Regions from separate parts of the Homo sapiens genome. Here region 1 is linked to region 2. Evidence: chromatin contacts called from ENCODE Hi-C or POLR2A ChIA-PET data. All regions are on one chromosome and are shown on one strand. Each heading gives the region's core, a stretch centred on a gene start or an enhancer-like site at or near the end of the contact. The rest is flanking DNA. Distances are from core to core; before and after follow the strand shown. Region 1 holds the start of GNB1L (G protein subunit beta 1 like). Region 2 holds the start of DGCR2 (DiGeorge syndrome critical region gene 2).

What was found. A loop is a pair of places that touch in the nucleus more often than their neighbours do. ChIA-PET counts read pairs that join two places held with the same protein, here RNA polymerase II (POLR2A). Pooled maps may share reads with other maps.
Region 1: a pooled map shows a loop between it and region 2 (22-fold over the local background). The contact joins the promoter of GNB1L here to the promoter of DGCR2 in region 2. A Hi-C loop is called at or near these places in 2 of 37 single-sample maps with no recorded cell type and 9 of 50 pooled maps. POLR2A ChIA-PET finds 5 or more read pairs at or near these places in 1 of 52 experiments (activated B cell).

Annotation. Positions count from the first base shown.
Region 1 is chr22:19,853,458-19,857,435 of GRCh38, forward strand. It overlaps GNB1L (G protein subunit beta 1 like), which reads right to left and starts at 1,417. Exons shown (of 8, transcript NM_053004.3): 1 at 1,363-1,417; 2 at 986-1,082. It overlaps RTL10 (retrotransposon Gag like 10), which reads right to left and starts at 1,417. Exons shown (of 3, transcript NM_024627.6): 1 at 1,203-1,417; 2 at 986-1,082. LOC124905080 (a long non-coding RNA gene) reads left to right here and starts at 1,515. Exons shown (of 2, transcript XR_007068005.1): 1 at 1,515-2,255. RefSeq lists enhancers at 1-525, 1,948-2,427.
Region 2 is chr22:19,120,116-19,124,418 of GRCh38, forward strand. It overlaps DGCR2 (DiGeorge syndrome critical region gene 2), which reads right to left and starts at 2,297. Exons shown (of 10, transcript NM_005137.3): 1 at 2,013-2,297. The coding sequence starts at 2,091. RefSeq lists an enhancer at 1,656-2,157 and silencers at 1,942-2,061, 2,182-2,621.

The DNA.
Region 1 (3,978 bases), core at 167-2,666, 730 kb after region 2:
GTCTCTCTGCAAACGGAGGCCCACTCACGACCTCCAGGAAACTCTCTGCTTCACCCCACACACAAACGCCACCGGCTCACTGGGAGCACAAGGCCTGCACACACCTTCATCCCACATCTCCTATCTGCTGGCCATCCCCCCTCAGGGTGAGTTCCTCCAGGTACCTCCCAGGGTGGCCTGCAGCACTAGAACCTGCCAGGGCCACTGGCCCTACCTCCACCACCCAAACACTCTGGAATCCCTCAGGTCTGACCCCCCTCTGGGGGGGGGGTCTTCACCTGAAAGCCCAGCCCATGACCCTGGCTTCCCACCTTACTGCAGGATTATACTAAGGCCTGGACGTGAGTCGAGTCCAGTCCAGTCCCTCACTGAGCTCTAAAAAAGCAGTGACCCCGATCCAGGGCCCAGCTCCCACCACCAGCCAAGGTTAGGTATCCAGGTTGCCCACAATGACCACACCCCATGCCCGGGAGCCACAGTGTGCTACCCAGATCTCTGCCTTCCCTTCTTCCCAGTCCCCTACCCTGCCCACTCACCTGCGCACCTGTGTCCCCTGCAGTCTGGGAGAAGGCTTCCCTGCACCAGCCAGCCAGGCCTGCTTTGGGCCTGAGCCTTCCTAACCCTGGGCCGCACTCTCACCATTTTGAGAACCTTAGCCCTCCCACGCCTATCAGTCTGTTGGTCCCCCTACTTTTCTCCCCACACTGCCTGGCATAGAAGACTTTCGGCCCTTCTAGACTGGACAGCACTATCCTAAAGGGGCAGGTACCACGGCGCATGTGTGTTTGCCCCCACAAGGCCAAAGGCAGCACCTGGAACGCTGGAGCCGTTCTCTGCTCTGGGGAGACCCAGGAGCCCCAAGAACAAAACCTGCCCAAAGCCTTAAAGCAAGCTGAGTGCAGACGACTGCACCGCCCGCCCCCCAGCAACCGCCATGCAGGAAATACGAGCTCACAAGGCCCACGGCAACAAGAAGCCCACCCACCTGAGGCTACGCGAATCGCCCGCGAAGAGGGTCCTGGGATCCGTAGCCACAGACCGTGGGACGGGCCTCCCTCTGAGGGCGAGAGTCCAGGCGCCACCTAGAAAGTGGAGAACGAGATCGGCCGCCGTGAGGCCAGGCAAGGAGCGGGCGCGGCTTCCCGAGACTGCGAGAACGGCCCAAATGTCTCCAGGTGCCCCCACAAACCCCCGGCGCGGACCGAGAAACTGAGGCCCGCAGACCGAAGGCACTGCGACCCAGGCTGGGGCTCCGAGTGCCCCTCTGCGGATCAGAAGTCGGGAAAAGACGCAGGGGCGCAGCTCCAGGCCCGCGTGCACGGAGTTCAAGCCGGCCGCCCGGGCTCCCGCCTCCACACTGACCCTCTTGCCGGAGTCGGGAACGCCTGCTCCTAGGAGCGCCGCGCAGCGTCCAGAGACCGATTACATCGCGCAGCCACGCCCCCAGCGTGCGCGCGGCCGCCGTGTACGACCCGGCGCATGCTCCCGGCACGCTCCACGCGCTCCTCCCATCCAGGCCGCGCCTGCGCTGTATGCCGTGTGGCCGCTACCTCGCAGGCTCTCCCGGTCCCTGCTGGCGCGGCAGTGCCGCGCGGTGGGTGATGGGAGAGCGCGCCCATTCCCACGCCGCGCCAAGTGCCACGGGATCAGGTGGGGCCGCGTGTACAGGCGCGAGACGGTCGGGCCAAAGCTGCCCCTCATGATCCCCAGCGGACGGTGCCCGGCGGTCCCTCAGATCCGGGAAATCTGCACCCGGCTGTGGCGTAGACCGAGGGGCCGATGCTGCTTCAGCCCGCCGTTACTGCCCTGGCGTCAGCCAGACACTGGGGTGCTGCTGGGCGTCGAGAGGGCTGCTGCGGGGCCGGGCTAAGCCTGGGGGGCTGCAGGTGTCGGGGTGGATGTGGGCATAGCGGGGCTGCTGGGCCTCGTGAGCGCCCTGGAACGGCGTGCCCGCGGAGTGCCTCTCATCACTCATTGCCAGTGCGGGGAACCTTGTTAGGGCCCGGTTCGACGTAGCTGCAGGCTGGGCGCCAGAGGCAGGGGGCAGGCAGTCCGAGAGGACCCTCTACCTGCATACCTGGGGGCTGCAGGCAGGGCCTCTGGGCCTCCTTGTTGTGGATATAATTGTGTGCTTCCCGACTCAGGCCGAGGCTGGACCCGGAGACGACAGCGAGGGCAGGCTACCAAGCCCTCCCCACAGGGCCGTGCCCAGCCCAAGCCTGCCGAGTCAGCACCCAGATCCTGGGACAAGATAGGTGAGGATGAAGTGGTGGTGCTCTTCTCACTTGCACAAGCCGTCCCACGCCACCTCTCCTCGGCTTCACGGTGCCTAGAGAAGAGGTGGGAGAGGGTGCAGGCGCCCCAGCTCAGGATCTGATGCCTGTGGGCCAAGGACCTGGATGCAAGCCAGGAGTCCTTGGGGCCACGGGCAGGCAGCCGGATTCACCGGAAAGTGACGCTTCTCAAGGGGAACACACACGTAACACACCAGCTCCCTTTCTGCCCTGGTCCAGTGACTCCTTTCATGAAAGCTCTCTGAAATGTTATCTGCATTTACACCCAAACTCACTCACTTTGATCCCTGAAACGCGAATCAAAGGTCACATTGTACCTTCCCTGGGTCTGTGGGGCTTTCAGCAGCCTGGGCCAAAAATAATAAAAGTGGCACCGAGCCAGGAAACGCCTCCTTGAAGTGGGAATGAAATTTGGATTTTTTTCGGTTGTATCTTTCCTAATTGACCTGATAATTTAAACTTCCTCCCTCAAGGGAAAGGTGGGGGTTCCCACAAATTCAGCTTACCTCAGCCTCAAGGCAGCTCAGTCTACAGCTCAGCGCCCATCAGCAGAGTGGGCAGTGGGCCTGTGGAAGAAATGAATCCAACTGAGCCAGAAAAGGCCTTTTTTGGTCCAAATTTTTTTTTTCTTTCAGGCCCTCTCCTGTGTATAACTGTCATGCACCGCATAACAACGTTTTGGTCAACTAGGGACCACATATGTAACTGGTCATCCAGTAAGCTATAGTTATTTTATTATTGAAGAAAGAAAATTTTTAGGCCAGGCGCTGTGGAGGCTCATGCTTGTAATCCCAGCATTTTGGGAGCCCAAGGCGGGCAGCTCATTTGAGGTCAGGAGTTTGAGACCAGCCTGGTCAACATGGTGAAACCCTGTCTCTACCAAAAATACAAAAAATTAGCCGGGCGTGGTGGTATGTGCCTGTAATCCCAGCTACTTGGGAGGCTGAGGCAGGAGAATCGCTTGAACCCAGGAGGCGGAGGTTGCAGTGAGCTGAGATTGTGCTACTGCACTCCAGCCTGGGCAATAGAGTGAGACTCCATCTCAAAAAAAAAGGAAAATGTTTAATATAAGTGTGTTGCAGCCTAAGTGTACAGTGTTTATAAAGTCTAAAGTAGTGTACAATAATGTCTTAGGCCTTCACATTCACTCACCACTCACACCCACAGCAACTTCCAGTCCTGCACCTCTGTTCATGGCAAGTGCCCTAACCAGTTCTATTTTTTATTTTTTGCACTGTACTTTTACTGTACCTTTGCTATGATTAGGTGCACTAATACCACTGTGTCACAATTGCCTACATTGTTCAGTAGAGTCACTGTGCAAGTTTGTAGCCCAGGAGCAACAGGCCTTACCATACAGCCTAGGTGTGTAGTAGGCTCTACCATCTTAGTTTGTGTAAGTTACTCTATGAGGATCCCTCCATGACAAAATCGCCTAGTGACACATTTCTCAGAGTGTATCCCCACAGTTAAGTGACATATGACTGTTTTTTTATTGTGGTAAAATATAGTAACATTTACCATTTTAGCCATTTTTAGGTATACAGTTCAGGAGCATTAAGTACATTCATGCTGTTGTATATCCAGTGATCACTATTTATTTCTAGAACTTTTTCTTCACTCCAGAACATTAACTCCTCTTCCCCTCCCACTCGCAACCCCTGGTAACCATCATTCTATATTC
Region 2 (4,303 bases), core at 1,047-3,546:
CCTGCCCTCCCTGCCCAGCCAAAGCCAGGAAGCCAGCTGCAGCTCCCGGGTTCTGCAGGGCAACTCAAGACGCCTCCAGGGGTAGCTGCAATGTTCTCATCTGGAGAGTCATGGAATCGAAAGAATAAGTTTGCTCCCTCTACCAGATCCACCCCACCCATGCCCTACTCCGACCTCAGTGTGAGGTCTCCTGTGACGCCCTCACTGCTTCACAGGTACAAAAAGATGGCCACCTCCACCCACCTCTGGGACCCCACACTCCAGGGTATTCAACACACAGGAGTGTGACAAGTGACTTACACCTGGCCTCTGTTCCACATCAGGCACTCCTAAAAGGAGGGGCTTGTTCTTGTCACTTGGATTCCCTAGGGATGGGCAGGGGGCAAGCACCCACAGGCACTTTCTCAGTTGCTGCTGGCCAGTTGGCAGGCTATGTGAAAAGGCTGGCAAGGAAAAAGGAGTCGGGGACGTCAGTCACCTCTATCACCCAGGCAGGAGATGCTGGGCCTGGAACCAGAGGCACCCCAAAGAAGCCAGGCATAATATGGCCTCACCTGAGCCCGGTGACCTCATCTGCAAAACTGGGACTCAAGAATCAGAAAACGGTGACCTTCTACCTCTCTACACGTACATATATGTTTTCTAAAGAAGTTAATCACAAGAATCCACAAACCCATTGGTTCTGACCTCCAAGAGCCTATATGATACCCTCCTCCACAGGTAGCCCTTTTCCTGGCTTCTGTTCTTACCAAGGCCACCCCACAACTAGTCATCCCGCTGCCCAGAGAGCAGCCAAAAGCAGTGAGCAACTAGCTCTACATGGGGAGACCAGAGAAGCATCACTGAATCTGTCCAGGTTGAGCACCGGTCAGGGCCTTGGCCACCAGGCAGGCACTAGGGAGGAGGCAGACATTCCACATAGATGACACAAGCGCAGAGCCAAGAGGTGCGGTGTATCTGGGCTGGGAGCCTGGCTAGGGCACAGGAGAGGGCCACACACCCCGTGCTCCCACACCCAGGTCATCAGAGAAGATGGCCCTGGCACTTCTGCCTTCATGGGACCTTTCCTCCATTAAGAAATATTAAGAGTCATGCTTTTTCACTGTATTAGTATAAAGATGACTGTATTAATATACATACGAAAACATTTTATTTGACCTAAAAGTTCATTTTTTTTCTGCTGACTTTAAAAAAAAATAAAATAACATTCGAAGGCTACTAAAAGTACCGTGGGCAAGTGATACCAGGATTCCTGTGCCTGATGGATACATCGGCCCTGCATTTAGGGAGTTTGATTTTTTGGTGCAGTTCAAGGGGAGGTACACCGAAATAGGTAGAAAAGGGTCTCCTGGTTGCCACGGTTCTGATTCCCCACCACAGACTTAAGAACACACTAGCTCCGAGGGGAGTTCCAAAGCACGGACTCATTCATCACATACACGCAGCACGGCTAAGGGCCCCGCACAGTGGCGAGGTCTCTGCTCCCGGGACGCTCGCGCCGGCCACACAACGCTAGGCTGACTCCTGGTGCCTCCTCTAGGCCCGGTGGGACCTGAGGACTTCCTTAGCGCAACGTCTCACTGAATGACAGCCACAACCACCGCTGTCCAGGCGAGGAGTTTCCAGGACTGAGAGGCTGGCACTAGGCCACTGCTGGGAGGACGTCTGTGAAACCAGGTGCCCCTGAGAGCCACTGTCCCCAGCCCGACTCCGACGCTGGACTGGCGAGAGGGTGCGCCCGTGGCGTAGCTCCTGGCCGCCGCCGCTCCCGGGAAGGGCCCAGAGGCAACATCCTGGACAGCAGAGCTGCACGAAGTCCGAGGCGCCGCGAGCCCAGGTAAGCTCCAGCAGGCGTCCGCAGAGAGTGCCAGGCGGCCCGCGAGCCAGGCCCCGCCCGCCCCTGCCCCAGGCGCGGCCCCTGCAGGAGGGCGCCGCGGGTGAAAGGAGGTCCCGGGGCGACCCCGGCCCCGCTCGCCGCCCAGCCCCCACACCGCCCCCATCGCGCGGCGCACCTGGCCGCAGCGGCTCGGTGACAGTGAGCACGAGCAGGAAGAGCAGCAGGAAGGCGCCGCTGTCTGCCTTGGGCACCATTTATCCTCCGTTCATCGTCCCCGGGGCGGCTGGAAGGCCGGACCAGGCCGGACTGAGGGTCAGGGGACCGTGCCAAGCGGAGGGTCAGGCGGAGCTGAACCTGGGCGAGGCGCGGAGAGGCGGCGGGAAAGAGCTTCGGCTGGGCCGCGGGCTGGCGCACACTCTCGGCTGCAACCTCAGGCACCGACTCCAGCTGCGCGCAAGATGGCGGCCGTCCTGCTCGGCTCCGCGCCGCGCCGCCCCGCCCCGCCTCCCGCCCGCGACGCAGGCGCGGGCCAATGACCGTCAAGATGGGGGGCGGGGCCAGAGCCAAAGCCCTCCGAAGAGGGTGAGGCCTAAGGTCGCGACGGCGGAGGGCGGGGACCTAAGGGCGGGGACTGAGGGGCGGGCTCTAAGGGAAGGGCGGGACCATACGGAGTGAGGCGTGCCATTGGTTAAGCAGAGAGGCAGGGCCGGGGCCGGGGCCTGAGCGGCGGGGCCACCGAAGGGAGTAGGGTCTCTGGACGCCGGTTAGGGACGGCGGGCGCGGGACGGCAAGGATGGACATCGAAAGGCGCGGGGCATGGGGCGGGGCGCCGAGGGGTCGCGCGGGTGGGGAGCGGAGAGAACGAAGTGGGAACCTGGCTGGGACTCCAAGGGTCTTCACACCTGCAAGCTCAGGTCCCGTGAGCAGCCCAAAAGTGCGCCCCAAAGGGGTCTTTTTAAGGCCGAACCGCTGTGGAGGAGGGAGGGCCTGCCGGTTCTGAGGGTGGGGAAAGAGGAACAGGAATGGCCTAAGAGAGTGTCAGGCAAAGAGAGACCGGGAAGGCCAGGTCCTGGAGACTGCAGCGAAGCCGGCTCCCTGGAGGACCTGCCTACACAATGGCTAGGGGAAGGCCACATGTGCAGGAAAGAAAGCTAGGCAGAGAGGAGGCTCAGCGCCCCTGCGAACAGTGCTCCAAGTGCCACTTCTCCCGTCATCACCAACAGGGTGAACCTTGGAGGGCAGTGTCGGCGAAGAGTCCAACTCTGTAAAATATTTGAAGACATTTCTTCTGAGCCAATATGTGACCAATAGCCTGGGACACAGCCCCAGGAGATCCTGACAAGTGCCCAAGGGGGTAGGGCCACAGCTTGGTTTTATACATTTTAGGGAGACAAGACATCAATCAGCACATGTAAGATATACATTGGTTCAGTCGGAAAAGGCGGGACAACTTGAAAGTGGGGGGTGGAGGGGGGCTTCTAGGTCATGCGGATTGGCAGTTGGTTCAAAGAGTTTATCTAAAGACCTGGAATCAATAAAAGGGACTGTCTACATTAAGGGGTTGTGGAGACCAAGTTTCTTAGGCAAATGAAGCCTCCAGGTATCAGGCTTCACAGAGAAAAGACTGTTAATGTTTCTTATTAAAAAGTGCCAGACTCTGCCGGGTGTGGTGGCTCACGCCTGTCATCCCAGCACTTTGGGAGGCCAAGGCGGGCGGATCACCTGAGGTCAGGAGTTCAAGATCAGCCTGGCCAACATGGTGAAACCACATCTCTACTAAAAATACAAAAGTTACCCAGGCGTGGTGGCACACGCCTGTAATCCCAGCTACTCAGGAGGCTGATGGCAGGAGAATCGCTTGAACCGGGGAGGCAGAGGTTGCAGTGAGCCAAGATCATGCCACTGCACTCCAGCCTGGGCAACAGAGTAAGACTCTGTCTCAAAAAAAAAAAAAAAAAAAAGGAAAAAAAAAAGGAAAAATAAATAAAAGGTGCCAGACTCTAGTTAATTCTCTCAGGAGAAAAGACCTTGAAAGGGATAGGGATTCTCTACAGAATGTAGATTTTCCCCACAAAAAACAGCTTTGCAGAGCGACTTCAAAATATGTGAAAGAAACCTGTTTTGCAGTAAAATATGTGTTTCCTTCCGGGCCTGCTGTCATGCTGGTATCTTACTGCCACAGAGTCTGTTGTCAGTCTTCAAGTCTCTGTGTCGATGTTACACTGCTTAGCTGTGCCTGAAACCTGAAGGGAGGAGGGATAATGAGGCCTGACTCCCACTTCCTATCACGGCCTGAAATAGTTTTTCAGGTTAAGTTTGGAATGCCCTTGGTGGAGAGGAGGGGTCCATTCAGATGGCTGGGGGGTTAGAGTTTTATTTTTGGTTTCCAGGAGACAGTAGTTGGGGTGTCCCCAGCGGGAAGGAGAAGGAGGCTGTCTGGAAGGAGGAGAACCAAGAATGCACAAA